Regions from separate parts of the Homo sapiens genome. Here region 2 is linked to region 1. A link is an interaction called in ENCODE POLR2A ChIA-PET data of the cell type or tissue named here. Cell type or tissue: PC-9. All regions are shown on one strand. Region 1 overlaps SCD5 (stearoyl-CoA desaturase 5). Region 2 overlaps SCD5 (stearoyl-CoA desaturase 5).

Region 1 (8,000 bases):
TCTGCCTTGGAATCCTGGGTGGTCTTGATAGCTTCAGGCATAGGTGTAGGGTCAAACAGAGGCTCTTCTTGACCTCTGTGGAAGATTCAAGGGTCCAAGTTATGACACATGTCTGGTGGTGGCAAGTATCTAGGGGTGGTGATGCCTGTGGGAGCATCCTAGGCCAATGGTTGGTTTTTGATTGCTTTGTTCTGTTTTGGGACGGGTCTATTTTATTTTACAGTAAGAAAATATATATAATAACAAAATCCAATGGGAATTCAGTAATTGTTTCTTTAAATAATGGATTTTTGAGCTATAACTCATACTGTACAACTCACCTATTTAATGTATACAAGTCATTTGTTTTTAGTATATTTGCAGAATTGTGCAACTGGCCCTAAAATACATTTTAAAACATTTTTATTCATAGAACCCATTAGCAGCCACTGCCTTCTTCCCCTTTCCTCCACCCCCTACCCCATGCAACACCAGCCTGTTTACTTTCCCTATAGATGATAAACTATTCTACAATCAGGATTTAAGATGTACCTTCCTTCCATGAATGAAAGGTTCCTGCTTATGTTTTGTATTCAAGTTATCTATTGTTGCATAACAAATTACCCCCAATTTAGTAGTGTAAAACAAAACATATTTATTTTCTTACAGTTTTTGTGGGACAGGAGTCCAGGTACAGCTTAGCTGGATCCTCTGCCCCAAGATCTCCCACGGGGCTGCAGTGTGTTGGTCAGGGCTACAATCTTGCCTGAAGGCTCAACTGAGGAAGGATCTGCTTCCAAGCTCACTCATGTAGTTGTTGGTAGGATTTGGTTCCTTGAGGGCTGTTGGACTGGGGGCCTCATTTCCTTACTGGCTGTTGGCTGGAGGAATCCTCAATTCTTTGCCACATGGGCCTCCCCAACATGGCAGCTTGCTTTATCAAAGCCAGCTCAAGAGAGAATCTGCTAGCAAAACAGAAGTCACAATCTTTTGTAAACTAATCATGGAACTGATATTCCCTCAATATTGCTATATTCTCTTGGTTAGAAGCAAGTTACTAATAGGGAAGAGACTACACAAGGCCATGCATGCCAGAAGGTGGGGAGCACATGGACCATCTTGGAGGTGGCATAGTAGCCTGTCCTGCAGGACCGTCCGTGAGTTCTCTAGGCTGCTCCATATATTTTTTAATTCCTGCTTTTGTTTTTGTTTTTGGCTTGAGCTAACCAGAATCAATGACTCTTGTTTGCATCCAGACTGCCATACTTGTTTGTTGCTTATAATTCTGTCATTTTGTGATTCTGGTTTCTATTGATTTAGCACCTTTCTCTGTGAGGTATGAGCTACTTGGTAAAGTATTTGGCATTACCCATTACTCCTTTTATCTCCTCAAAGTCACAAGTTCTTTGTCTGAATATTTCATTACCTCAGATGCAGCTAGTAAGCATCCAACTGAACACTTGTTTGAATATGAGTCTCCACAAGGATCATAGAAGAGAAATTAAGAACAGAGAATTAGCACTGTCAAAATAGGAAAACTGAATCCTGTTAATGGGACAGCCCATGAATCCTTACATTCAGCCCAGGCTTTTTGTGGTTTTTCCTCATTTGGGTCATGACCAGAGGGTTGGTTTCCTCCCAAGAGCTTCAGCAGAATTTAAGCGTCAGAAATCCAGTGCAAGCTAGATTAAGCAAGAAAATGAAGTCTGTTGGCTCTGGTAACTAGGACACACTGTGCAGGCTCCCAGGATCAAAAGAAGAATGACAGAGCTCCTAGGTCAGCAACCAGTGGCTCAAGGCAGGTTTAGCTCTTGTGGGCATCTTCATTGTCTTCATGTCTCACTTTCTTGGCCTCAAGATTTGCTATTGTAATCAGGTTTTCTCAGCTTGGTAATATGTAATCTTTGGTAAACCCCAGCTTAGGCTTTGAGCCAGAAGAGGGAAAAGGATTGGCTCAGGTGTTTATTCTCATGTCTGGGAAGACAGGGCAGTATACTAGGCCAGGGCCAGGTCACATGGCCAAATTCCAGTTGTTAGAAGGACCATGGGAAACCGACAGCCACTACTGCACAGTACAGGCGCTGCTGTGAACCACTGTTGGTGCCATAGGGATAGACAGACAACCATGCAAGTGATCCCTAAATTATTGGAGATTCCCAAAAGGACAAGACAATGTCTGTGGTAAAGGTCTGACTGGGAAATGTGGATTAGAGTGATCCTTTTTTAGCCAATGTTTTTCATGGAGTCTTGGAATTAATTTTATTGCACCCAAGGTCCAGCCTACTGGCAGAATAGAATCACATTGAATTTTTCCATTCTAGATTTTACTTGTTCCCTGACTACTTGCTAGTTGAAAAAAAAAATGTTAATAGAGATAAGAAGGCCAGGGATGACAAGGAAAATGACTGTCCATTTCATGGACTCATGACCAAGGTTAAATTACAATAACAAAGGAGGCCAGAGCTTTTTATTTACTGCAGCTTTCTGTGATTTGTGGGCAGATTGTTGTTTGTGTTTTGCTTTTAACCTTTCAAGTAAGGAATGATTTGTCATGTTCATGAAAACCACATGTATTCAGGGACCGTTTATTCTTAGAGTTAAGGGTAAATCTTGTTTTTAGAACCAAATAAATATAGATTGAGATCAAGATCAGTCAAACACTTCTGGAAGATGTAATATTGTGCTCTCTTTAAATATGTTTATTGATACCAATAATGGGCACTGCCACTTAGAAATATGCTCTTCACATAACACTCACCCTGTCATGTGTGCCAATTAAGAGGTGAGGTAGAGCTCAATCTCTGCCCTGCCGAGAGTGTATGTGTGAAATTGAATTGCAAATGTACATTGACATGGTTGTGACTTTGCATCAAGACTGGCAAGAAACATTAGCAAATAAAAGATTTGCTGTAGGGAAGGATATTCAAAGGTCAAAGTTTGCTGAAGAAAGTTCTCTGCTTATGCATGGTACTGGGATGCTACAAATCAATAAAAAGGCTGCCTCCTCTCAAGTTATTGATTCTTCATGTTGCAGCTTTCCCCCCTGACACCATTTCACGTGTGTCCCTGTTCAGGAGAGAAAAAGCATGGGGGGTGTTTGAAAGCTCAGGGACCATTGTTGACGTTGTCCCTGCTTGTGTCTTGCAGCCTACTTCTGCTTCCTCCTGGCCGCTCTGGGTGTGACAGCTGGTGCCCATCGCTTGTGGAGCCACAGGTCCTACCGGGCCAAGCTGCCTCTGAGGATATTTCTGGCTGTCGCCAACTCCATGGCTTTCCAGGTGAGGATGGAGGGTCCTCTCTGTGTTGGGAGACCCAGTGCAGATGGCAGTATGGGAGGAGGGGAAAGATGGGCTGACACCCCTCCACCCCTGTCCTAGACTCAGTGTTCAGGCCCCAAGCACGCCCAGTCTGTCCCAAGTTTTTATCTCTTTGTAGCTTTTAGATACAGTAAAATGTCCCCTGGGGGGGTTTTGTGCCCTAAGGCATGCTGAACTACTGAGGGGAAAGGAGACTCCTCTATCCAGAGCCCATGCTGTGAACATACCCTGAAAGCCTCAACATTTGTCCAGCCCTAACCAGGGGCCAAGTTCTGTGATAAGCACACTGGTATGCATATAGTATTTGATCCGCATAGTAGCCCTGTGAGCTAGATGTTACATGTGTCCCATTTTACAGATGAGGAGAATGAGGTTCAGTGAGGTTAAAGAACCTGCCCAAATCATATGCCTAAAAAGCAGTACATTCAGGGCTAGGCAAATGCAGGCCAGCCTGACTCCAAGTCATTGCTCTTACAACACCTAGTCCCGAGGTTGCCCTGCGAGGTCATGGTGGAAAGACTATTCCATCTGAAGTTTGAAGACGCAGGGATTTTACTCTGATGGGTGCTGGCTGTGAATCACTTCCTCAACTTCAGTTTCTTAATCTGTAAAAATAAGAACAAAACTTCATTCTCAGGGTTGTTATAAAATCAATGAAAACTGCAGGGAGCTATAAAAATGTAAGAGACGGTCATCACTGCACTAGGATTGGGCCATATTCTTTAAGACTATCCCAGTCCTAGACCATTCCCCACCTCCTTGGGTACTTTCCTTGGGTACTTTTGGTTTGGTCATGGATCTCTGTTTTCCCAATTCCTAATCTGAGTGAGAACAACTTGTTTTCAAAACTTCTGCCCACATTATGAGTGTAGATGATTCTGGGCCCCGTGCATTTTCACTCATTGGGAAGGAATGGTGATTGCGAAAAGTGCTCTAGAGTCCAGGGAGACGGGTGACCCAGGAGCTTCCCTGTGGCCCTCAGACACACAGCTCATGTGGCCACCTCTGCCATGGGCCTTCCACTCCTACGAGACAACCTGATGCGGAATATTTCACTAAGTGCTCTTGTAGCTCAGAATTCATTTCCTTATTTTAGGCATCTCTTACACAGTTTGACTTTTCATAAGGTAAATAGGATATAACACAATAGGTCAATTAGGAAACACAATTGGTGGTGTGTATATATACTGCTTGTCATTCAAGCACATCAGGTATTAGTACTGAGGTCCTAGGAAATAAGCTATTAAGCATAAGGGAGCAGTTGGCAGCTTCCTGGTTCCATGTTCATTTGTTCACCACTGGCAGTGTGAACTATGCTGCACTTTATTTTGACTTCAGCCATCTTATTTCAGTGTTGTGCTTTCAAAATAATAATTGACTTAGGTCTTAGATGACGTTGAGGACCTAACTTGATAATTTTCATTTCTTGTGTTCAAGCAATCCTTTCTTTATAGCCTCCAATGACACACTCATGTAGTTATAAAACATTTCTATTATTGGACTTTTTTTCAAAGATAAATAACTTGTAGCTGAAGCCTAAAACTCTGATTTTTTTTCTCATGAAACTACTTGTTTATAACTCAAAATTTGAAAACCTAAGTTTTCTTAACAAAACACCACATAACAGAATATTAGACTGTGATTTTAAATTTATTTTAGGGAGAAAGTACACTGTAGATGGAAGTACCCAGGTCCTAGAATAAATTCTTTGCTCTGCCATTTGCTAGATGTGAGCCTTTCTGCAAGTATCAGTTCCTTTATCTGCAAGGGGAGGATAATAATATTTGCCTCACAGAGTTGCTAGGAAGATAAAATAATGAATAAAAAGTACCAAGCTTATAGTAGCAATCGGTGAATATTGTTCTCCCCTTCTCTTTTATGAGAATTGATATATTGTTTAATTGGTTTCTGTATGCTAATGTCTGTCATATAGAAAACAATTAATGATTGTTAGGTAAATAAAAAAATAAATGAACAGCTTTAAAATGTAGTTTTAGAAACCATCAAATTTGAACTATGCATACTTTTTCAAGGCCCACATTTGTAGTGGATTTTTAAAATTCATTCAACGAATACTTATTGAGCACCTACTATGTGGCAGACACTGAGAAGGCACAGTGAGAATAACAATGAGCAAAGAGTCACAAGCTTCGCCTTCATGGAGCTTTTCTGTCTAGTAGGATATTAGAATCCCCAAAGTTTCCCAGTGGAAATTTCAGTGTTTCATGGACCTGGGGTTTTATAACAATGTCACTTAGACCTAGGTGGAAGGTACCTCTCTAAGATCAGATTAGGGCCAGTTTCCATAACATGCAGAACTGTGTCAGTGGGAGAGAACTAGAACAGAACTAGAACTAGTCAGTGTCTAGAACAATTTATTTAAACCACTTAACCCTATGAGGAGAACAACCTGGGGAAATGAAAAAATGCTATGATCTGCCAGTGTAGGATGGTGACTTACAACCCTGACTTAATGCAGTCATTGATTTAGTTTCCCTTTGATAATCCATGGGTTTTTAAAGATAGTTTCAAAGATTCTCTCTCTTCTCTCCTTCACCGGAATGGTCATGCCATTGGCCAAAATGGACAAGTCATGCCATAGCTGTCTCTGTTTGGGATCAGCAGGGTTTTTGCTAGATGCTACAAACAAGACCTTGAGCATTAAGAACAGTATTCTTAACGTTGAGACTTAAACATTTTAAACTCCTTTTCTTTTTCTTCTATAGAAGATGTATGTATGGGGCTGAGAGGCAATAGTAGGAAAGGTGGAGATACTTTTAGTCTAAAAAAATGATGATGGGCTGGGCGTGGTGGCTCATACCTGTAATCCCAGCACTTTGGGAGGCCGAGGCGAGTGGATCACCTGAGATCAGGAGTTCGAGAGCAGCCTGGCCAACATGGCAAAACCCCGTCTCTACTAAAAATACGAAAATTAGCTGGGCATGGTGGTGCATGCCTATAGTCCCAGCTATTTGAGAGGCTGAGACAGGAGAATCACTTGAATTCGGGAGGCAGAGGTTGCAGTGAGATGAGATCACACCACTGCACTCCAGCCTGGGCGACAGAGTGAGACTCCATCTCACAAAAAAAAAAAAAAAAAAAAAAAAAAAAAAGATGATGATGGGGCAGGAATGCCTGATAAGGAGCTATAAAATCCTCTGTCCCCTCTGAACCTGAACGCTTGTATTCAGCAAAGATCTCCTGAGTTCCTCTATGGTCTATCCTCCTTCCTTGCCAGTAGGGTGAAGTCAACCTAAAGACTGCTTGCAACTTCCTTATAATTTGCTCCAAGTCAAAGATGGACCCAGGTGAGAGATGCCTGTTCTCCAAGAGTTAAGTTTTCACAAGGAAGAGCCAGGATTCAGATTTGTGCTGTCACGCTCATGCATCTGCTTCTGCTGGCTACATCTGGGTCTCTCACAGACCCAGTCCAACCAAAAGCACCTACTAGATGCTTCAGCCCACTCCCTCGTGGCTCATATTTCCTTATCAAGTCATGGTAATGAGGCATTGGATTGAGAGCTGGAAGAGAACTAAAGGGATTTAGCTTAAATTCTCATATTCTACAGAGGAGTAAACAGAGAATACCAGTGACTTCTCGAAGTTCACACAGCTAATTAGTGGATAGACAGACTGAAACCCCATTGTCCTGATTCAGGCCACCCACTGGATATTCTTATGTGCTGTCCTACAGCATGATTTCTAAACAACATAGAGTTTAGTCTTTTTTTTTTTTAATCCTCTCTGACAGTCTGTCTTTTAATTGGTATATTTAGACCATTCACACTTAAAGTAATTATTGATATAGTTGGACTAATATCTACCAAGTTACCAATTATTGATATAGTTGGATCAATATCTACCAAGTTTCTGTTTTCCATTTGCTGCTCTTTTTCTTACTTTTTATTTGTGTATTCTACTCTTTTTCTATTTTTATGTGGTTTTAATGGACCATTTTGTATAAGTCTATTTTCTGTCCTCTCTTAACATATGAATTATACTTCTTTTTAAAAATTTTTATGGATTGCCCTAGAATTTGCAATATACATTTACAACTAATCGAAACCCACTTTCAAATAACACTGTACCACTTCATAATAGTACCTGCAGTAGCACAAGGACCTTCTAACAGTGTATTCCCAATTTCTCCCTCCTGTCTTTTACGACATTGTTGTCATTCATTTTACGTATCCATAAGCTATAATCACTAAACAAATTGTTACTATTCTTATTTTGAACAAATTGTTATGTGTTAGATTAAGAATAAGAATAATAAAAGTTTCTATTTTACCTTCACTTATGTAGATCCAGGTTTCTGATATAATTTTTCTTCTCTCTGAAGAACTCTTTTTACCATTTTTTGCAAGGCAAGTATACTGGTGACAAATTCCCTCAATTTTGGTTTGTCTGAGAATGTCTTTTTTTTTTTTTTTTTTTTTTTTTTTTTTTTTTTTTTAGAGACAGGGTCTCACTCCGTCACCCAGGCTGGAGTGCAGTGGAGCAATCATGGCTCACTGCAGCCTTGAACTCCTGGGCTTAAGCGCCCCTCCCACCTCAGCCTCCCTAGTAGCTAGGACTATAGGCACATAGCACCACACCCAGCTTGAGAAAGTCCTTATTTCTACTTCATTTTCGAAGAGTAATTTTGCTGAGTACAGAATTCTAGGTGGGTGGATTTTTCTCTTTCAACACTTAAATATTTTA
Region 2 (8,000 bases), 73 kb before region 1:
CTGCATCCTGTCAACAGTGGCCACATGACATAGGTGATTTTGCTCACCCACAGGGTGATGAGGTCTGATGACCACCCTCATCTAGGACAGTAATCTGTCTTAGTCTGTTTTGTGCTGCTATGTCAGAATACTGGGTAACTTCAAATGAACAGAAATTCATTTTCCATAATACTGGAAGGTGGGAAGTCCAAGACTGAGGGGCTGGTATTTGGTGAGGGCCTTCTTGTTGCATCATCCTATTATGCAAGGGCAATGAGAGGGTGAGAGAGAGCAAGAGGGAGCCCACCTCATCCTTTTATAGTTAGTCCACTCCTACAGTAATGGCATTAATTCCTTCATAAGGGTAGTGGCCCAGTAACCCAAACACCTCCCATTAGGCCTGCTTCCCAACACTGTGGCACTGGGAATCAAGTTTCCAACACATGAACTTAGGGAGACACATTCAAACCACAGCATAACCCAAGTGGATATTTCCATTCCTTCTGCTGTTGAATCTTTCCCCTCCCTTCTCTTGGAAAGGAGATGTACTTTCCAAGTCCTTTTTTCTTTCTTTCTTTTTTTTTTTGAGACAGAGTCTCACTCTGTCAGCCAGGCTAGAGTGCAGTGGCGTGATCCCAGCTCACTGCAACCTCTGCCTCCCGGGTTCAAGCTATTCTCCTGCCTCAGCCTCCCTAGTAGCTGGGACTACAGGAGCACGCCGCCACGCCTGACTAATTATTTTGTATTTTAGTAGAGATAGGGTTTCACCATGTTGCCCAGGCTGGTCTCGAACTCCTGAGCTCAGGCAATCTGCCTGCCTCGGCCTCCCAAAGTGCTAGGATTACAGGCATGAGCCACCACGCCCGGCCCTCAAGTCCTTTTTTCTTTTAGTGTGAATGATTCTCAAGCCCTAGCTGGTGCTTGTTTATTTTGAGGCTTCTCCAGCCCTCCTCTGGGGGGCCCTGCTGCGTTTCTCTCCCTTTCAATTATGTGAGTGTGAGGAGGCTGGTGGGGGCCTTCTAGACCTAGCCAGGGCCCACCTCTAACTGTTGGTGTCTTCATAGGGAAGAGGAAATACAAAGCACTGTGAAAGCAAAGCCGCCCCTTGGCCCTGTGCCCGGACCTCCCCTGACGCTGTGGAAGCAGCAGGCCCCGGAGAAGCAGCCGTCCAGGCTGGCCCCCTGGGGCCTCCTGGGGTGGCCAGGTGTTTCTTCAGTCTGAAGGTTGAAGGGAGAGATTTTGGACTCAGATAAATTTTTGCTGAATAGCTGAAGTGCTAATTAATCTCCCAAGTCTCCCTTTGGCCAGGGCCATTTCTGGTGGATATTAATTGGGCTTATGAGACAGATGAAGTATTTTAAGGAGCAAAAGAAGTTCTCCAGGCACTGTTGTGATAATGCTGAATGTGCAAATTGGTGTTTTTAGTCTCTGTTCAGATTTGAGAGCAGTGAGGGAGCCCTTTTTGGGATGTGCTTTTCTGCACCTGCTTGGAGACTGGCAGGCTGAGAGATTTAGGTGTCTGATTAAATTCCATTTTCCACACATTTGTGGACATGGGCCTAGTGTGTGCTAAGTGCTAAGAATACACAGGTAAGCAAGCTATCATTCCTACTCACGAGATCTAGAAGGGGAGATGGACCTAGGCCAGTTATAATGCAGTGTGAGGAATGCCAGCAGAGAAGTAGGCCTGGGGTGCAGGTGTGACTAGAGGAGAGTGGTCAAGGACACCTGCATGGTGGGGGTGACACCAAGTTACCTTTGAATAGGTGAATGGGAGTTCTCCAGGCAGAAACACCAGGGAAAATGCATTCCCAACAGCTGTAACAGCACATGCTAGGCATGGAATGTAGAACTGTGCAAGAAAACTGGCTACAGATGTTCCTAAACATTTATGTGCTTTCTGTGCATCAGGCATGGGCCTAAGTGCTTCCTGTATTATAACTCTTTTAATCCACATAGTAACTCTATGAAGTAATTATAGGGCCACAGTATCCTTGCTGTAGTTAGGAACAGCAACAATAACTTTGAGAACAAAAGTTATTTTATAACTAATTTAGAGAGAAAACTTGACCCAGTGAATCCATTTGGTGGCAAAACTGACCTATTTAGTCTGAATAGTCATATTGTGTTTGATGATGGACTCACTGTGGGCATTATTGTAGTGCAAATGCACTATACAAAAATCTGAAAAATTGTGAACCTTGAAGCACATCTGACCCCAAGGTTTTGGGTAAGGAATGACAGCCTCGTCCTGGTGTCATCCACATTTTGCTTTTGAGGAAACAAAGAGACAGGGAGGAGTGATTTGCCCAAGGTCACAGAGCTGTTAAGGGGCCGTCAGGGTTTGCATGAGGTTGTTCTGGTTCCTGAGCCCTGCCTAGCATCCTTAGGCAACACAGTCCTGAAGGTTCTGACTTCCTACAGAGGAGTGATTTGGGCACTCCATGTGTGGGCAGCTCTGGGACAGCATTGCCCACTGATGCATGCCTGGTGGCTGAGCCCTGACAACTTTCAGCAACACAAATTTACTATTTCCTGCAGATTAGAAACCTGACCTAGGTTTCACTGGACTAAAATCAAAGTGTCGACATTCAGGAGGCCCTCGTGGGTAATCTGTTTCCTTGCCTTTTTCACCTGGTAGAGGCTGCATGCTGTCCTTGGCTGATGGGCCCTTCCTCCATCTTCAAAGCCAGCAAGAGCACACTGAGTCCTTCTCACATGACATCACGCTGGCCTCCTCCTCTGCTTCTCTTCCACTTGTAAGGACTCTCATTATTACATTAAGCACACCCACATAGTTGAGGATACTTTTGCTAGTTTAAGATTAGCTAGTTGGCAGCTGATCGCAGTGACTCACGCCTGTAATCCCAGCGCTTTGGGAGGCCGAGGCGGGTGGATCACCTGAGGTCGGGAGTTCGAGACCAGCCTGACCAACATGGAGAAACCCCGTCTCTACTAAAAATACAAAATTAGCCAGGCGTGGTGGCGCATGCCTGTAATCCCAGCTACTTGGGAGCTGAGGCAGGAGAATCGCTTGAACCTGGGAGGCAGAGATTGCCATGAGCTGAGATTGTACGGCTGCACTCTAGCCTGGGCAACAAGAGCGAAACTCCATCTCAAAAAAAAAAAAAAAGATTAGCTAGTTGGCAAACTTAATTCCACCTGTGAGCTTAATTACCTTCTGCTCTGTAATGTAATACATTCACAGATACCAGTATGTGGACATCTCTGGGAGCTGTTATTCTGCTTACCATACCCAGACACTGAGGAAAACTAACCTGCATTGGTTCCTTCAGTTATCATAGGTACTACCTGGACAGAAACGCCCAGTTATTTAAAGGCTTTCTTTGAGGAGAGCTTGTTCTTGTGAAGGGGACATCAAAGGGTCATCAGAGTGGCAAGTTTGCTGACCTTGTCCTCCCCTCCCTGGGGATGGTCTGGCCAGCTCACAGGTTGAGGCCCACTGGCCAGGAATAGCCCCTAGAGCATGCGGCCCTTGTAGGGACCTTCCAAAGGACAAATCCTTCCAAAGAATTGCAGCCCAGCCACACCTGGCTCAGGCTTCTAATCTGTAGAACTGTAAATAATACATGTTTGTTGCTGTAAGTTACTAACTTTGTGACAGTTCATTACAGTAGCAATAGGTGTCAGTGTACGAGCACCCTCCTTGGGCCAGGTCCCTGGGGTGACATCTTAGCAAAATGTGACTGGAGGCAGGGTGGGTTCTGGAGGCTGTTGACCTATTGACTTGTCCTCTAAGTTCCCTCCCCTCACCCCCAATCCCCCAACAGGCCCTGGTGTGTGTTGTTCCCTTCCCTGTGTTCATGTGTTTTCATTGTTCAACTCCCACTTATGAGTGAGAACGTGTGGTGTTTGGTTTTCTGTTCCTGTGTTAGTCTGCTGAGGGTAATAACTTCCAGCTTCATCCATGTCCCTGTAAAGGACATGATCTCATTCCTTTTTATGGCTGCATAATATTCCATGGTACATATATACCACATTTTCTTTATCCAGTCTATTATTGATGGGCATTTGGGTTGGTTCCATGACTTTGCTATTTGTAAATAGGGGGCTAGGGTTTTGAGGGGGGAAATGTCTCAAGGGGGCAGCGTCAGCTTTCAAAGGGGGAGTGTTGCTCGGTGAAGAGACTTTATTGCTTAGTTGCATGAATTTGGGGCTTCTGTTTTGTTTTGGTTTTAAACACTGGCCGAGAAAACATCACTTACTAAGACTATATAGAATCCTGGCCCCACAGGAAGCCCCATGGTTGGGAATGGGGAATGCAGGGAGGCGACCAAGATACTTTCCCAGAAGCAGGACCAGCTACATAATTTATAGGGCCCAGTACAAAATGAAAATATAGCACCTGTTCAATGATTATTAAGAATTTCAAGATGGTGATAGCAGTGCATTTAACCACGCATGAGGCCCTCCTAAGGATGGGGCCCTGTGTCACCAACCATCACACACCTATTAAGCTGTCTTTGACCAGAAATAGTATACCCTGTGTGTATCCTCAGCACTCTCTGATGTCATGAATGTTTTCAGCACCTGTTTCCCAGGGAATTGACTAAACCATAGGCCTTAGCCCTGAGGACTCACTTTCTTATCACAAAACTTGTCTTGATTGCACTGGATATCTGATGCTGTTTGAAAGATACTTTGCTCAATTCTTGGCGAGAAAACACATTCCAGGGTTGGGAAGGGAGAGTAGGCCGAGGAGGGGAAACTTGACACTTTCTCAGAGACTTTCTGGCTGTGTGACCTCAGACAAGTAACTTAGATTCTCGCCATCTCAGTTCTTCATCTGTACAATGGAGATCATGTTGCTGACCCCAATGTGATGTCATGGGGCTAATTAATTAAGGTGCTCAGAGAGAGGGCCACTGTCTGGCATGTAGGAGCTAAAAGGAGAGCTCTCCGGCTCCTCATCCATCCAGTTTTCTGCCCAGAACTAGTGGTCAGAAGTCTGCAGAAGAGCATGGGCGCAGCATGTAGTTCAGCACAGCTTCCCAGATGAGTTTTGTTTTGTTTTTGTTTTTCAGCAGAATGCATGTTATTAAAATCTCTAAGCTACAGGTTTAGCTTCAGAAACACATATAACCTATGCAGCAAAGTCAGTCCCAACAATCTACTACCAAATGGATTTCTCAGATTAACATAAATATGTATCTCTAGTTAACTTTCTTATTTCTGAATTCTAGAACACATAAACCATACCATTGTTACATAGACAAAATAAGGCATAGCCTTTCTCCATACTTTATGGAACTTCTTCTTCCTCTTGTGAGACTCCCACAGGTTTCTAGAAATGCCTCTGGTGTCTTGGACATTTCTGCTCCATAGAGAAATGCACCAGAGACAGATGCTCGTTGGAAGAGGCTGGCTCACCACAGGTCAATTCCAAGCAGGAGGTTGAGGATCTGCATGTGAATCCTCGGATGCTTTGAAGCTGTCCAGGTCATGCCTTTCCTAGGAAAGCCTCCAGCAGGGATATGAACACCTCTAAGTCAGTTCCTAATGTGCTCCTCACTCAACCATGTTCAGTTTTTCCCTGCTCTCCTAGACAGTCTTCACCTATTTTTAGGATGCTAACTTAAACTCGGTCAGGTCAAATTGACACAACATTCACAGATGCCGAAATGATCTTTTTTTCACATGCAAACTGGGGAGGCCAAGGATATGATTGCAAAAGAGTTAAGGTTTAATATTCATGGATAAGCTCTCTTCCCCATGAAAACACTATGTGGCACTTTACACCAGAGCACTTGGTCTAACAGACACACAAACTCCCCACCGTATCTGGCACAGATACGCTCCACATGCTATATTACGTATAATTTCCATTTTTGTTTTCTCCAGAGAATAGTTTTTCTTCAGTCCTTAAGGACTCAGCTTCTTACATGGGCTTTGGTGGAGGTTGTGGGGCAGCACGTGCAGATGTAAATCGGGATGAAGGTATTTGATTCTTTGTCCTTTCGGCCTTCATGAGATGAAGTCCTGACTACCTTGCTGTGGATGGCACAATTCACACAGTGATGTAGCTTCACACTTAGAAAGCACATAGGCGTCGAAGATGCTTGCTTCAGAAATGTCTCTGAAAGCTGCAGCCTCTATGTTTCAAATGATGAACTTTTTTTTTTTTCTTTTTGACAGGGTCTCTGTCACCCAGGCTGGAGTGCAGTGGCATGATCACAGCTCACCGCAGCCTCAACCTCCCAGGCTCAAGTGATCCACCAGCCTCAGTCTCCTGAGTAGCTGGGACTACAGGCATGTGCTACCATGCCTGGCTAATTTTTAAATTTTTTCTAGACGGTCTCACTGTGTTGCCCAGGCTGGTCTTAAACTCCTGGCCTCAAGTGATCCTTGTATCTCAGCCTCCCAAACTGCTGGAATTATAGACATGAGCCACCACACCTGGCCACAAACTTCTTAATAGCCTGGTCCTTGAACATGCATCAGGTGCAGTTCTTGCAGCAAATAGGTTGCACGTGGCATGGCCCTTTTGGGCATGACCGTCGTTTCTTCTTTCTCTGTCATCTTGGAAGTGAGGACTTGAGCCCCAGATGTTCTTACTCCCCCACTTTCCTTTATCTGCCCTCAACATGCATACACCTCACCTACACCTATGCCGATGCTTTCCTAGGCCATACCCAAGAGCCATTGAACAAGCCATTGAACTGAGCTTCCATAGCTCCAGCCCTGCTCAGAATCCATGCCTACAAGCAGCTCCCAACCAGGGCGTGAGTGAAATAAGGAGTGAACAGGAGAGGGAAGCAACTGTGGTCCAGTGAATCTGGGGGATATCCACAAACTCATCCTGACCAATGCTTGCCACCTCTTTCCCAGCAGCTGTTCTCTAGCAAGAGGCAGAAGCAATGGCTTTGCTTCTGTCCACCCTGTGCTGGCTGAGCTGGAGGTGCTAATTAGCAGTGAAGTGGCAGGCTGTGGGGGAGAGGAAGGGAGCCAACGGTCTGAACTCCCTGGCCTAGAGAATCTGGAACATGCCAGAGGAAAGACTGGCCGCTGCAGAGAGTGGGTCCTTGGTGAGCTGAGGGCAGTCAGGCAGGGCAGGATTAGTTCCAGGGAATGGGTTTAAGGACTTCTCCCCTGTTGGTGCCTCTAAAGCTTTGCTGATGGTCAAATTCCAAATTCCTCCATCAGTCTCAAAGCTCTTATTAGTCACTTTAATTGGAATCCTGGGAAGACAGAGTGGGTGGAAGAGAAGCGGGCAGGGTGGGAGAGAAACAGAACCAAGAGACTGGGTCTATGTAACAGTTTTCTTCAGGCAGTAAATTCCTCTTACATGCTGGGAGGAGCAAAGGGTGGGGGAAGAGGGAAGGTCACTTTTCTCCCAGGGAGAAGTGGTTTGTGGGTTTCTGTGCTCAAAACCTGGGGCTACTCTTTCTTTTCGAGGAATTTTATCTTACATTTTATAAATTAAGAAGTACTTGTTCATTGTTGACAGCCTAGAAAACACAAGGAAGCAAAAGCAAAAGCAAAAAAGTTACTTGTATCTCCCCATTTTAGAGATACTATTATTAACATTTTGGGCTATAGCCTTTCAGCCTTTTTTCTCTATGCACAATTTGTCTCACTGTCTGCAATTATACTATAACCTTGTTTTGTTAGCTGTTTTTTCATGCGTTAATGCGTCGTAGACATCTTTTCATGTCCATAGATGTGGATCATGGATTTTTTTTTAATGGCAGTATCGTATTCCAACGTTTAGATGTACTTAACCCCCTATTGTTGAAAATTTAGGTTGTTTTTCGTTGTTGTTGCAGTGTTGATGTTATCAGGCTACATCCTTGTAGCTTCATCCTCATGCACATCCTTAATAATTTCCTCAGAATAAATTTCTAGATGCATTTCCATAGGATGTATTTCTATGTGCTTTTTTTTTTTTTTTTGAGATGGAGTCTCATTTTATTGCCCAGGCTGGAGTGCAGTGGCATGATCTTGGATCACTGCAACCTCTGCTGCCTGGGTTCAAGCAATTCTTCTGCCTCAGCCTCCCG

What was found. Peaks named below come from ENCODE experiments on the same cell type or tissue, not always from the same donor. Only the 100,000 strongest peaks of a DNase experiment are listed, where the experiment ranks them.
Region 2: POLR2A ChIA-PET joins it to region 1 with 10 read pairs; 2 of 35 experiments call an interaction of 5 or more read pairs at or near these places.

The regions. Positions count from the first base shown.
Region 1 is chr4:82,700,540-82,708,539 of GRCh38, reverse strand. It overlaps SCD5 (stearoyl-CoA desaturase 5), which reads left to right. Exons shown (of 5, transcript NM_001037582.3): 2 at 3,127-3,257. Among named protein-coding and RNA genes, the nearest start is that of MIR575, 49 kb to the left of the region's middle. In PC-9, no CTCF peak of the experiment used is centred here; no DNase peak of the experiment used is centred here.
Region 2 is chr4:82,773,981-82,781,980 of GRCh38, reverse strand. The region is part of intron 1 of SCD5 (stearoyl-CoA desaturase 5); the gene reads left to right. Among named protein-coding and RNA genes, the nearest start is that of SCD5, 21 kb to the left of the region's middle. In PC-9, no CTCF peak of the experiment used is centred here; DNase peaks (open chromatin) are centred at 1,090 and 4,610; H3K27ac peaks cover 2,361 bases.